Linked DNA regions of Mus musculus: region 2 is linked to region 1. The links are chromatin contacts, found by POLR2A ChIA-PET in ENCODE. All regions are on one chromosome and are shown on one strand. Each heading gives the region's core, a stretch centred on a gene start or an enhancer-like site at or near the end of the contact. The rest is flanking DNA. Distances are from core to core; before and after follow the strand shown. Region 1 holds the start of Rad50 (RAD50 double strand break repair protein). Region 2 has its middle 4.6 kb from the start of Mir7671.

The links. ChIA-PET counts read pairs that join two places held with the same protein, here RNA polymerase II (POLR2A).
Region 2: POLR2A ChIA-PET joins it to region 1 with 22 read pairs in Patski. The contact joins the enhancer-like site here to the promoter of Rad50 in region 1. POLR2A ChIA-PET finds 5 or more read pairs at or near these places in 3 of 5 experiments (Patski and embryonic stem cell).

What each region holds. Positions count from the first base shown.
Region 1 is chr11:53,704,224-53,711,149 of GRCm38, forward strand. It overlaps Rad50 (RAD50 double strand break repair protein), which reads right to left and starts at 3,096. Exons shown (of 25, transcript NM_009012.2): 1 at 2,704-3,096; 2 at 1,762-1,845. The coding sequence starts at 2,832.
Region 2 is chr11:53,755,604-53,762,529 of GRCm38, forward strand. No RefSeq gene overlaps it. Among named protein-coding and RNA genes, the nearest start is that of Mir7671, 4.6 kb to the right of the region's middle. Within about 2 kb of position 4,520, at least 2 of the 3 ENCODE cell types and tissues checked have a DNase peak (open chromatin) inside an H3K27ac peak, as active enhancers do.

The sequences.
Region 1 (6,926 bases), core at 1,846-4,345:
ACTTTTATAATTCCAGCATTCTCTCTAGTCACAGGAAAGTTTAAAGCTTCGTTAGGTGTTTTTTGAGTTTGTGTACTAGTTAGGTTTTATTGCTAAAACACTAACCAACAACAATTTTGGGAGGAAGAGGTTTATTTGACTTACAAGTTAGTTTCATTCCAGGAAGCCAGGGCAGGAACTCAAGGCAGGAATGTGTAGACTGGAACTAAAGCAGAAATCATGGAGGAGTGCTGCTTCCTGGCTGGGTTGCCCTGGCTTGCTCAGCTACCTCTCTTACACAGCTCACACCCACCTGCCTAAGGATGGTACTACCTGCAAGGGGCTCAGCCCTCCCATATCAATAAGCAATCAAGAAGACAGCCCTTGCTCGGACAGCCTCCCAGGCCAATCTGTGGAGGCAATTCCTCAATTGAGGTTCCCTCACTGCCAGTTTTGTCTAGGGTTGTGTCATCTTGTCAAAAATATGACAAGCTGGCTTTGTTCATCTGAGACAGGGTCTCATATAGCCCAGTCTGGCCTCGCTCTCCTGGTCCTCTTGCCTCTATTTCTAGAGTGCTGGATTACAGGCATGCTGCGGCATACCAAGCTTACATGAAAGTTTAAAGTCACATTTAATGATGCTACTTAAACGACTTACAGGTGATTGGTTAAATAAACAAGGGCTGGAGGCAGATGCAAGTCAATCTCTGTTCATTCAGGGTCAGCCTGGTTCACATAGTCTCAGGTCAGCCAGGACTATACAGTCAGACTTTGTATTAAAGCAAGTAACAACAACCCTGCAGGACATGAACTCAACGAAGCATTAACAGAAACTAAAACCAGCAAGTGTGTATATGCATTAACAGATGCACAGCACACCACCTACTTAATTTGTATAATAAACAAAATTCTGATACACTAAAATATAAATGTGAAAGTGTAATTATAGATACACAAAGACATGGTTTTACAAGCACAGAAAGAATTTAACAATAAACACTTACCTTAATGGGATTCTGCGGCACTACATAAATTCACATTCTTGTTGCATATAGATATGCAAAACATATTTATATGTAAAACATCACAATCCAAACAAGGCATTCCAAAGATTTACATCACGGTAGACTATGGTGAAAAACTAAAAGCAATCTAACTGCAAATAATACTGCAACTATTAATGATTTTATATAGCATCACAAATTTCAACTAAAAGACTCCAGCTAAATTAAAAAAAAAAAAGTCTAAAGATTGAAACATCCCATACACCAAGATTAAGAAATCATTATAGTGGTTTTGCTTTCTTCTTCAAAACTTCCTTTTATTATTTGTTATTATTATTAGAGGTGTGTGTGTGTGTGTGTGTGTGTGTGTGTATGTGTGTATGTACACGCGAATGTCTGTGCATGACACAAGGTCAGAGAACTCATTGTGGAGTCAATTCTCCCCTCACCCTTCTTAAGTTTGACCCTGGCGTGACCAGCAAATGTGTTTACCTGCTCTTGTCAGCCCTATTGTGCTTTAATAACTTCACACTGTATGACAGTGCTCTGGGGGGAAAACCCCGAAATGTACCATTAGATAGGACTATGATCTCTGCTGGGTTAAACAGTACATAGGAAAATAAAAATGCCAACAATGGTTATCACTGGGTGCGTCCACTGCAGGTGACCATCTTCTCTGCATACTTTCCACTCTAAGGTCCTCTACAATAAGCAACCACTACTTTTAGAATTATAAAAATTTAATTCTTAAAATACAAAACTTTACAGACACCATTACCTTGGGATCATGAACAAATGTATTTCCTTTGGTTCCAGGAGGGAAATCTCCAGTACAAATATACTTTAGACATTCAATGATGGTCTAAAAAAAGAGCAAGTTGTGTGTTATTTAGTGATGAGAACCACAGTAGTTTATGACAAATATTCATTCACAGCCAGGTGTGGAGGTGTGTATCTACAATTCTAGCATTTGGTGGACAAGAAGATCAGGTCAGCCTAAGCTATGTGGGATGCTGTGTCCAAAATAAATAAATTAAATAATAGCAAAAAATATGTATACATGTAGCTAGTGATTATAAGCGCTTTATTATGTCTTCCTTCCAGGAGATCAAGGCTAAGAACAGACCTGGTACAATGTCAAGTAACATTTCCACATAAAAGTCCACCTCCTGACATTCAACATCCAAGTTGGTATTTCTGGCTATCTTGCAACTTATTGTGTAGATCAAACTGGCCTCAAACTCATAGAAATGGGCATGTCTCTGCCAATCTAGGATTAAACGAGTGTGTCACAACGCATTGCCCAAATCTTCAGAAGTAATAAAATAATTTTCCAGCGTTAGGGCTACTCTATCAGCTTCATGTCCACAATAAGTCTTTTTTTTTCCATCGTTATGTTTTACCAGTAGACATGTTTTGCAACTCTAGGTTACCTATCTCTCATATTTAAAAAAAAAGCTTTTTGGAGGGGCTTTTGGGAGGTCCCAGTTGGGCACAGGTAGGTGGCGAGAGTCTGCTACGCTTCCGGAACTAGGGGGCGGGGCTGGGAAGCAGGGGCGCAGCCGGCCTTCCCCGGGAACGAGATGCCAGAGCGGAGCGCACGCGTGGGCTTCCGACACTCCGAGTTGCTGGGCCGGACCGGCTCTGAGGTCCCCGAGGCCCACGCAGCGCGCAGGGCGACGCCCTAAACACCTTCTGGGGCCCTCGCCTCAGGACTTACCGTCTTCCCCGCCCCATTGGGTCCAACCAAAATTGTGAGGGGGCTGAAGAAAGAGATAATCTGCTTATCTTTATCCTCTATCCCAAAACTTCGCACGCCCAGAATGCTCATCTTTTCGATCCGGGACATGTTTGCACCACGTTCCTTTACTCAGTGCCAGGGGCGAGTTTTAACCTCAAGGCGGAAGCTGGGCAAGCCGGGAAGGAACGCCGCGAGAGGACCCAAAAGTTCCGAACACGCGCTGCGAGCAGGAGCTCCGGTGGCGAGAGCACTTCCGGCCCCGCGGGCTTCGGTTTCCCGGGAGGGCGCGGGCCGGTTAGGGTCTGCACAGCCCAGAAAAGCCAAGCGAGCCAGCAACCGTAAGCTCGCACATTCCCGCCTCGCACGACCTGGGGTCACGTGGGGGCGGGCGCGTACTTGTCCACGCCTCTCGCACGCCCGGGGCATGCCGGGAAGTGGGAGTCCTAAGCAACACGAGCAGGACGAGTAGCTGTTGTCTTTTAGAAGTTGGGCAGGGAGGCAGCTGCCACCTATCACTGTTTGCTTTGACGTTTTGAGATCGGGTCTAGCTCTGTAGGCTCGAACTTGCGATTCTCCTGCCTCAGTCTTCCAAGCGTCGCTATTACAGAGCCTCCTAGCCCATCTTAAGTAGCGAAGACCATACTTTACGTCCACATTTGGATCCCTGGACCGCATGGGTAGGCTGGGGTGCAGTCGGAGACCCCAGTTAGTGGTTTGTTAATGACATCTACTGTACGGACAGTACTGTTTAACAGCGTTTTTCACTGTCACTTTTTATTATTATTATTATTTTTTTTTTTTTTTTTGGTTTTTCACTTTATAGTGGCGAGTAGTTTCTCTTGATCACGTGACTGTGGTGCTGCCATTACAATAGACTGCACTCTTGTATATATTTTTCCTTTAGAATAAATCAGTTTTCATTTCTACTAAGCTGTAAATGTTGCTAGTTAATGCTTACATAGGCTTGTGTTGAGATCCTTGCAGAGCTAATGGTTTTGTGAGCTGGAGAGGTGGCTCAGTGGTTAAGAGCACTTGCTCTTGCAGATTGTCGGGGTTCAATTCCCAGCACCCACATGGTGGCCCCAACCATCTGTAATTCCAGTTCCAGGGGATCTAACACCCTCTTCTGACCTCCCTGAGTTCCAGGCATAGACATGCTGTAATACATGCAGGCAATACACAAAGTATATATGTGTGTGTAGGCTTTTTTTAAAGTTTTGCCACTGAACTATTAGTAACATATACAATGCCTCCACCCTCAGCAGTATTTAAAAGTGCAAAAGGAGTTTAAGACCAAAAGTTTGTGGACCCAAAACCAGATGCTGTTCCAAGACAGGGTTCTTATAAGTAGGAAGAAAGTCCGCTCCTGTCAACAAGGTCACAAGGTAGGAATTAGGTAGAAAGGGGCTGGCTATGGAGGCTCAAACCTGTAATTCCTGCACTCAGGTGAGTGACTGAGGCAGGAGGATGCCTTTCACTGTTAAGTGTGGACTAAGAGTGAGACCCTGTCTCATACAAAAATAAAAGGCTGGCCTGGCGTGCCCAGCCCTGATTCATAGATCAACAGCACAACTCTTGGACCTAGGCTCACAGAACATGTCAGAAGAGGGGGTGAAGAGATTGTAAGAACCAGAGGTCCAGGAAACCTGTGAGATTGTGTCTCCTAGAAATGACAGAAAATTTCACACATGATACCATAGCAATATGGCTGCCTAAACAAGACCTGAACAAGGACAGCATCAGTAGACATGCTGACATGGAAAGGGAGCCCATAGAGAACTACAATGGAATTAACTGCTGAGAAGAGAAGAGGTGGTCTTTTCTGGGGAGGAGTTGGTTATCCAATACCAAGTGGTTAGCCCTGAAATCATATGTGTACAAGTAACACTAACTGGCTCGGTAGGTTGTTTGTGTGTGTGTAAAATAACAAAGAGGCCATGAATTTGAGAGAGAGTAAAGGGGAGACAGAACATGAGAGGGCTGAAGGGAGAAAAGGGAAGGGGGAAATGATATAATTACATTTTAATTTTTCCATTGTCATTTTGTGACGTGTAATCTTGGCAGCCAGGAACTCATTATGTAGACCAAGCTGGCTTCAAACTGAGAGAGCCACCTACCTCTGACTCTCAAGTGCTGGGATCAAAGGTGTGAGCCACCACACTTGGCTTCATGCTTTAATTTTTTTTTTTTCAAGAAAAAGAAGAAGCCAGACAGACCTGGTGAGACAAGCCTGTAATCCCTGTTCTAGGGAAGCTGAGGCAGGAGGATCATTGCACATTCCTGTGGGGAGCCGCCCTCACATTCGCCGTTACAAGATGGCGCTGACAGCTGTGTTCTAAGTGGTAAACATAATCTGCACACGTGCAGGGGCAGTTTTCCCGCCATGTGTTCTGCCTTTCTCGTGATGACAACTGGGCCGATGGGCTGCAGCCAATCAGGGAGTAATACGTCCTAGGCGGAGGATAATTCTCCTTAAAAGGGACGGGGTTTTGCCATTTTCTCTCTCTTGCTCTTGTTCTTTTTCTTGTTCTTTTTCTTGCTCTTTTGCTTTCTTGTTCTTGTTCTTTTTCTTGCTCTCTTGCACTCTTGCGTTTTTGCACTCTTGCTCTGGCTCTTGCTTTTGCCCTTTGCACTCTAGCGCTCTTGCGCTCTGGCTCCTAAAGATGTAAGCAATAGAGCTCTTGCTCTCTTGCACTCTTGCTCCTGAAGATGTAAGCAATAAAGTTTTGCCGCAGAAGATTCTGGTTTGCTGCGTCTTTCCTGGCCGGTCGAGAACGCGTGTAAGACATTCCAAGTTAGCCACAGCTACAATGAGACCTTGTCTCAAAAAACAAAAAGTGAAGGGAATTTGAGGGACTCAGGAAATTCTGAATGTAAACCTTGAAATCAGGAGACAAAAATGCTTATTAAACAATATTTCTATAATGATAATGCTTTTAATTTAAGAAGAATTTTGAGGGCTGGAGAGATGGCTCAGTGGTTAAGAGCACTGACTGTTCTTCTGAAGGTCCTGAGTTCAGATCCCAGCAACCACATGATGGCTCACAAACATCCGTAAGGAGATCTGACGCTCTCTTCTGGAGTGTCTGAAGACAGCAACAGTGTACTTACGTATAATAAATATGTAATAAATCTTAAAGAAGGCGGAGAAGGAGGAGGAGAATTTTGAGATTCATATGTGAATATTAGTAGCATGGTATTTAAAAATATGAACTTATATGTATGTGTGTGGTTATGTGCACATGTTGGGAGCTAAAGAGTGTGTTGGGTCCCTGATGTGGATGCTAGGAACTGAATTCTGGACCACTCTGATACTCTGGGAAAACAGCATGTGAACCTCTCGTAAGTATGCACAAAGCACACGTTTTGAAAAAAAACAGTTCAGAACAAAATAGTTAACTGAAAAAAAATAATGGATATGTCATGGTAGTTACATTCTGTCACACACACACACAATTCTACCTTGTAATAGTAAAGGTTTTCTAGTCAAAATGACCAAAAAAGAAAAAATTATGGCTCAAAGTTCCAATCAGCCAAGTCCCCAATTCTCGGTAAAGTACTTCTGGAAAACGTTTGGTTTTACCTGAACCAAAATTAATGTGATGAAAAGCTAAGCTGCCACGAGATGCTATCTTATGTCCACAGGAACCTATGCATCTTTCTAATGCTTTCTGATCGCTTGTCTCCATTAACACAGTCTGGTAACTGAGCTAACTCTTGGCTAGTCTTCGTTCTGTTTTCTTTGTCATTTATGTTGAGTATCTTTTGAAAACAGATGGCAAATATCTTTGATACAGTTTTATGCTATGTGTCTTTTTTGTTTGTTTGTTCATTTGTTTGTTTTTCTCTGTGCAGTCCTGGCTGTCCTAGAACTCACTCTGTAGACGAGGCTGGCCTCGAACTCAGAAATCTTCCTGCCTCAGCCTCCCAAGTGCTGGGATTAGCTATGAGTCTTTTTAATAGGTGAGTTAGTTAACTTGTCTGGTCAATTTGGAATTTCCTATCTCATATTGTTCATGTATGTGTGTGTGTGTGTGTGTGTGTGTGTGTGTGTGTGTTTGGTTTTTTTTTTTTTTTTTCACTCTTTCTAGGGTTTTTTTTTCCTAGATTGATTGAACGTTTTTATTCTTTTAGTACCTGAGTTAGAAAAAAATGTTCCCATTATTTTAGAAATTCTACTTAAAATTTTTACGTGGCTGTTT
Region 2 (6,926 bases), core at 3,270-5,769, 53 kb after region 1:
GTGGCTTACAACCACCCATAATGAGATCTGACTCCCTCTTCTGGAGTGTCTGAAGACAGCTACAGTGTACTTACATATAATAAATAAATAAATAAATCTTTAAAAAAAAAAAAAAAAAGCTAGAAGAGATCAGCTTACCCAGCACATCCTGGGAGCTTTGTGACCCAATGACAATAACCCTGACCTGGTACAAGTGTGCCACCCCAGGGACAGTCAGGCATACCTTGGCTGCTGGGGCTGTCAGGCCCACACAGAATACACAAAATGTGATGGTGAAGTTAGCAACACAGCCCAAAGGCTTCCTATCCCTGTTTTTAACATTGCAGTTTGTGCACATGCGTATGCATGTATGTGGATATGTGTTCTTATGAATGTGTCTATACATGTTTGTGTTTGTGATTTGCAGTACCTTCCTCTACCTCCTTCCATCTTATTTATTATTTATTTATTTTTGGTTTTTCGAGACAGGGTTTCTCTGTGTAGCCCTGGCTGTCCTGGAACTCACTTAGTAGACCAGGCTGGCCTCGAACTCAGAAATCCACCTGCCTCTGCCTCCCGAGTGCTGGGATTAAAGGCGTGCGCCACCACACCCGGCTTCCATCTTATTTATTTGTTTAGAGATAGTGCATCTCACTGAACCCAAAGCTCACAGATCGGCTAGACTGGCTGACCTGTGCATCCCCAGTTTCCACACAGCCTGGTTTCCCAACACCAGGACACAGGCATGTACAGCCCTTTTAATGGGTGCCGGGAACCAGAACCCAGTCCTTCTGCTTGTGCAACAGGCACATTACTCAATGAGCTATCTTCCCAACTCTCTTTTGGTTTGGGGAGACAGGGTCTCAGGAAGCTCAGGCTGGTCCAGAACTCCCAAGCTTCCGGCTTCCTTTTCCAAGGGCTAGGATGACAGGCTTGTGAAACCACAGCCACTTCCCCAGACCTGTTTGTTAAAAGAAATCTGAGCCTTCTGAGGCCACATGGCTCTCTGAGCATCACATCTTTTTGGTATCTGTGAGCTGATTTCCCCTCCCCGTTAAGTCCCAGTGTGATGGCTCTGCCTCCTCACACTGGTGACACAGCTCCTGGCACTAATGGCTTCTGTCTTCTCAGGGGATGCACCAGGCCTGAAGGCAGAATGAGGGTCCACGTATACCTGAGCAGTTCCAGCAGCCAGGCACCAGGTTGCTGTCTTCCTGGAGACTGTCCTTTCCTCCTGCAGGTTTGTCCTAGATGACTGAGAGCCTTGTGGCTGAGAGTTCTGAGACTCTGCTGTGTAGAGCATTCGATGCCCTATGAAGGATTGGGAGCTGTTTGCCAAGGTCTACTCCGAGTCCTAAATACAATAGTCCCCTTCACACTGCCAAGGCTAGTGACAGAAGTTTCCTTGGGAGAAGCCCTGGCCTGTACTCCTAAGAGCCAGGGGTGGCTTCAGTCCTTATAGGCAAAGTCCCAGATGTTTGTTTGTTTTGAGATAGGGTCTCATATATTTCAGTCCAGCCTCCAACTCAATATTTAGTTCCAACTGACTTTAATGCTCTCCAGGGGCTGGACAGATGGCTCAGTGGTTAAGAGCACTGACTGCTTTTCCAAAGGTCCTGAGTTCAATTCCTAGCATCCACATGGTGGCTCACAACCATCTGTAATGGGATCTGATGCCCTCTTCTGGTGTGTCTGAAGACAGCTGTGATGTGCTCATATAAATAATATAAATAAATCTTTAAAATGTTCTCCAAAGCTTTCCCCTCCTCTTCCTCCTCCTCTTCCTCTTCTTCTTCCTTTTGGTTTTTCAAGACAGGATTTCTCTGTGTAGCCCTGGCTGTCCTGGAACTCATTCTGTAGACCAGGCTGACTTCAAACTCACAGAGATCTGCCTGCCTCTGCCTTTCAGTGCTAGGATTAAAGGTGCGTGCCTCCACTCCCTGGTATTATTCTCTTTATAGTGCTGGAGGGAAAGGCCCTCCATAGGCCTAGCTCTCCAGCTCGGTATGAAGCCTGTGAATCCCGGGTCTAGCTCAGGGGAACTATGGGTGTGCTTGCACCCACGGACAGAGACTAGGGCTCAGCCTCTCATGAATATTTTCTTTGGGTCGTGTGGACAATAAAAGGGTGGGGACCTCCATGTGAACTGTTGTCCCTTAGCAGTTACCTTAGAAAACCCCATCTCCACCTTTGCCTGGGTCCTGGCCTTTCTGGCATCTGTTCAAAGGCCATTGAGCAGGAAGTAGATGCTGTTTACCAGGAGGCACAAGCCTATCTGCTTTAGCCAAAGTCCACCTGCCATGCCTGCCCTTCGCGCCAGCTTGGCAGCATTAGCCCCATATATTTATCTCTTCCCTGGACCCTTAGACCTGCTTCCCCCCCCCCCCCAAAAGGGAACTGTAGTTCTTGAAACTTGCCAATAGCTGGGCGTGGTGGCACATGCCTTTAATCCCAGCACTCGGGAGGCAGAGGCAGGCGGATTTCTGAGTTCGAGGCCAGCCTGGTCTACAAAGTGAGCTCCAGGACAGCCAGGGCTATACAGAGAAACCCTGTCTCGAAAAAAAACAAAAAACAAAAAACAAAAAAAAGAAACTTGCCAATAGGGGGAGCTGCAGCCACAGGGGCTGAAGTTCAGGGGGATCTAAGGCAGGAGGGCACTGCAGTTCTGCTGGACAACAGAGGGACTGTGGACCAATTGACAAGCCCCACCCAGCAGCACAGGCCACCATCTTCTCCCTTTCCTCTGCCATACCCACAGAGCCAGAGTGCAAAGGACGAGACCGAGCAATCTTCGGGTATCACATTAGCCTCGAGCTGCGATCACCAATTACTAGGGCATTTCTGGGGCAAGCTGAGGCCTTTTGACCTCTTGCTCTACTCTCTAAACCATGTCCCAGAACGAGAGAAGGCCTGGGGAAGGCCCAAAGGCTTCATTCCTGCCTCTGCTGCCTCCCAACCACACTCAAATTCCTGTCTTCTGGTTCTGATCAAGATACCCAGGATTGGCAAACCCTGACTTACAGGGGCTCATGAGATGGTCAGAAGATTAAAGCGCGTCTGCCAGCTGCCTACCTGAGTTTGAACTCTGGCCCCTCATGGTGGAAGGAGAGCCTCACTCTGCTAAGTTGTCCTCCAACTGACACACACATACAGGGTGGTGGGTACCTTCTCTCATCCTCACATAAATCTGTGAATGTGATTGGTTTTTTGTTTGTTTTAATAAAAAAGTCAAAACAAAACAAACCAGAGTCACACCCCTGATCCTCCACGGAGGGTCCCTTAGAAGCGTCTGCTGCTACCCTCCCCACCTCTAGGGTGCAGCAGGGTCTTGGACTAGGGTGAGGCAGTCACAACAAACTTTTAAGGAGGCACTAACTTTCAGGCACACACAGATGTAGAGCTGGTCCCTGCTTCCTTAAAAATGCTGATTCCCAGATTGCCTCTCCCTGGAGGTCTGGTGGGCAATCCTCCTCTGCAGCCTTGGAGCGTTTCTGAGGCAGCCAGGACAAGCCATGTGGGAAAAGGCCTAAATTCCAGGCCTTTCTCTGCTGTCCTCCCCCAACGAAGGCCTCTTTTATCCCTTGGTCTGTGGACTTTGCCTCATGCTTCAAGCCTGGTTAGACTGATACTTCCTCAGAGGAGCCATCTGTGAACACTGGCTGAGGCACCCTGTCCCCACCCCTTCGGCATCTGTCTCTTGGCCTCACACTCCAGGTATGACACATACATGTAAGCGGAGTACACTTGGACCTTCTGTGGGAGGTAACCAAGTTCCCTCTACCCTTACAGACTTTCTATATAGGCTAGTGATGGCTGTCTTACTGAACAACATAACCCACGGTCAATCAGACGCATTAAGTCTTCAGACTGGAGTCCCCGCTCTACAAGAAGCTGCCTAAGTCACTGACTGGCACCCCGGCTCACACACGGCTGTCCAAGGCACTCTATTCTATTCCTGTGGAATCTTAAGGCATGGGTTTTGCTTCCTGAGAATGACAGACGAGTCACTACAGGTCCCCCCTGGCTCACAGCTTCTTCTCCCAGCATGCCATAGTTCATTCTGGCTTCACTGATAGAGCCCAGTCCTCCAGGACACTCCCTGTGCAGCACTGTGTGCTGGTTGGCTGACAAAATGATCCTCACTGTGGCCTGTCACTCATCCAGCGGGAAGCCAGCAAGTCTTTCTTCCTGACTCTCCAGGCAGGGTGGGTGTGGGGGCCTCTGACAACCTCTTGCCTGCTGCCAGACAGGTGTTTTTTGTTTTGGTAGTGTATTAGATTTGTAAACACGCGCGCGCGCACACACACACAAGCAAGCAGCATATGGGATCGTGGGGAGAGTTCAGGCTCAGGCTCGGAAGGTAGAGTGGGAGTTCCTTCTGTGGGTCTTAGAGAAAATGGGTAGGAGGTTTTAGAGCTGGAGCCGGCCTGTCCCTGTGTCCTGGGTAGCAGCAGGTGGAGGGGGTGAATTCCTGGGGAGGAAGCATCTCCACTAGTAGCCTTCTGATGACCCTTGGAGTCCAGTGATCTGAAAGCTGTGAGCTTCCTAGGGGAAGTGAGAACGGCACCTGGAGCCCCAGCGACGGCGGGGCGAGGGATTAAACACAGAACTGCTCCCCGTAGGGGGCTTGTTATTTTCTTCCCAGTAAACAGAGGCTGCCGCCCACACCCGTCTGGTCTGAATCTTAACACTGGGGTGGAGAAAGACTGGAATCTCGAAAAAGGACTGGAATCTCGCACGTCGGTCTTAATTAGTCCTCCCTTCAGCCAGTCCTTCCAGGGAAGGAAGAGAGCCACTTAGCATGAACCTAAAAGCCCTTGTCTTCTGTTCTTTTACCTTGACGAGGGGGTGGGGGTGGGAGTTGGGAGGGGTGAAAGGGGGTCTGGGGGGAGGTGATGGGAAAGGGAGCAGAGGTCCCGCTGGAACAACAGAGCAGAGCAGAAACAACCCCAGTGCCACGCAGAGAAGCCTCACTCTTCATTCCCTACTACCGGGGCAGCGTACGTTTTTTGTAGAAATTATTTTATTGTTAAGATTATCTCAGGGAACATGTACATACTGCTAAGACCTGCTGAGTTCACCATCTCCCTGCCCTCGCAGTGATCCATTTATCCATCCACCCACCATCTATCCACCCATCTCCTCATCCACTGTCCCATCCATCTACCTGTCTCTCCTCCTACTCATCCGCCTGCCTATCAGTCTAGCCTCCACTCTATCCATCTTTCTCTTCATTTATCCCTCCTACCCACCCATTTATACATCCCCTACCCTATCCTCCTATCCACCCTCCCTCCAATCCATCTTTCACTACTTCCCATAGGGTACCTGCTTTATGCTGGCCCTTGGGGATACAGTAGCAAGCAGGATGCACCTTCCTCTTGTCCTGTTCCCCCACACACACATACACAAATATGCCCCCTAGTGAAACCCAGCACAGACACTTTTAGGCCTGCTCCCAGGCCTGTTTTATGAGCTAGGGTCAGTTGGTTCTTTAACTCAGAAATACTGGCTCAGTGGTAATGACACTTGCCCTTGTAGAGACTCCAGGTTAGGATCCCTGCACACAGCCTGAAACTCCAGCTGCAGATAATCAGGCACTCTCCTCTGGTCTCTTTTTGAGCACTGTACACACACATGTTTGAGTATGTTACATACACACACACACACACGTGCAAGAGGGGGCAGGAGAGGAGCAAGAAAATACATATACATATAAAAATGATCTTAAAAATTAAATCTGAAAAAAAATAAAAAACAAAGCTGCCTCACCACGAAAGGGGGTACAATAAAACATTCTCTCTGGGGCCCCCTCAACTGCTGCCATGGCAGCCAGGCACTCTCATCTCTGGGGCAGGCCCTGGCATCGGGATTCCCAGGCTGAGTCACCAGGGTCTGCGGGCATAGCACAAGCTCCGCTCTTGCAGAATTTAGAGTTTCCTTAGCCCTCTTGCAGGCATGGCAATCCTGAACCTGGCTGGAAAAAAGCAAAGGCCATCACTTGACCTATCTGCCTGCCTCCCTCTTGACAATCTGCTTGTCTTCAGATGGTCACCACTACTGCCAGCCCCGACCCCAGCTCTTCTGGACCAGGAGGGGCTGGAGGTCTACTGAGTTTGATTCCTGCTTTTCTGAAAGCCATGGCTGCAAAGAGGGAGATCCAAGGATTTAAGGAAATATACGCTTTGGGGTGACCCTGCCTCCCTTGACCCCAGATTCTTCTTTGGATTGAAGATGCAAGGGAGGGAACTATACTCTGACTCCCCCAAAACACCATCCTGGCCCTTCCCTGCCAAGCTTCCTGGCTCAGATTCAAACCCAACCCACAGCCATCCATGGCTGCAGGGAGCTCCAGCCTCTGAGGACAGAAGGAAGTGGCCAAGCTCACAAATCACATTCCTTAGGGATGAGAACAGTCTGCTAGCTGCCCAAGGACCCACAGGAGGGTAGGGCTCAGTCACTCACGAAGGGGCTGAGTCCACTCCTAGAGAGGGACTCTTCTTTCATCTGCAGGACCTGACTGGGCAAGGGGCCAGGGGACTGGATCCAAAAGTCCAGTTCCACTCCATGCCTCCAATTCACTCAGCTTGACTGTTGTCCCTGTGCCCGCCTCTAAGTTTGGTTGTTTCTAGCCTTGAGCTTAGCAGGCTGGACAGGACGGAAGGGCGATGCTCTTCTTGAGCATGTCCAGAGAAATCTTCCCAATGGATAAGGAAAAGAGCGAGCAAAGAGTGGATATGAACCAACACAGTTGCTGGTACCCGTATCCCAGCATTTAGGAGGTCTGGAAGATGAGAAGATCCTGAGGTCCAGGCCAGCCTCAGCTACCCAGGAATTTGAAGCCAGCCTGGGCTACTGGAAACCCTAGCTTGCACACAGGCATGCATGGACACACATGTACTGGAGATGATGGGGCTAAGTTACTAGTGTCTGCCTAGCCTGCATCA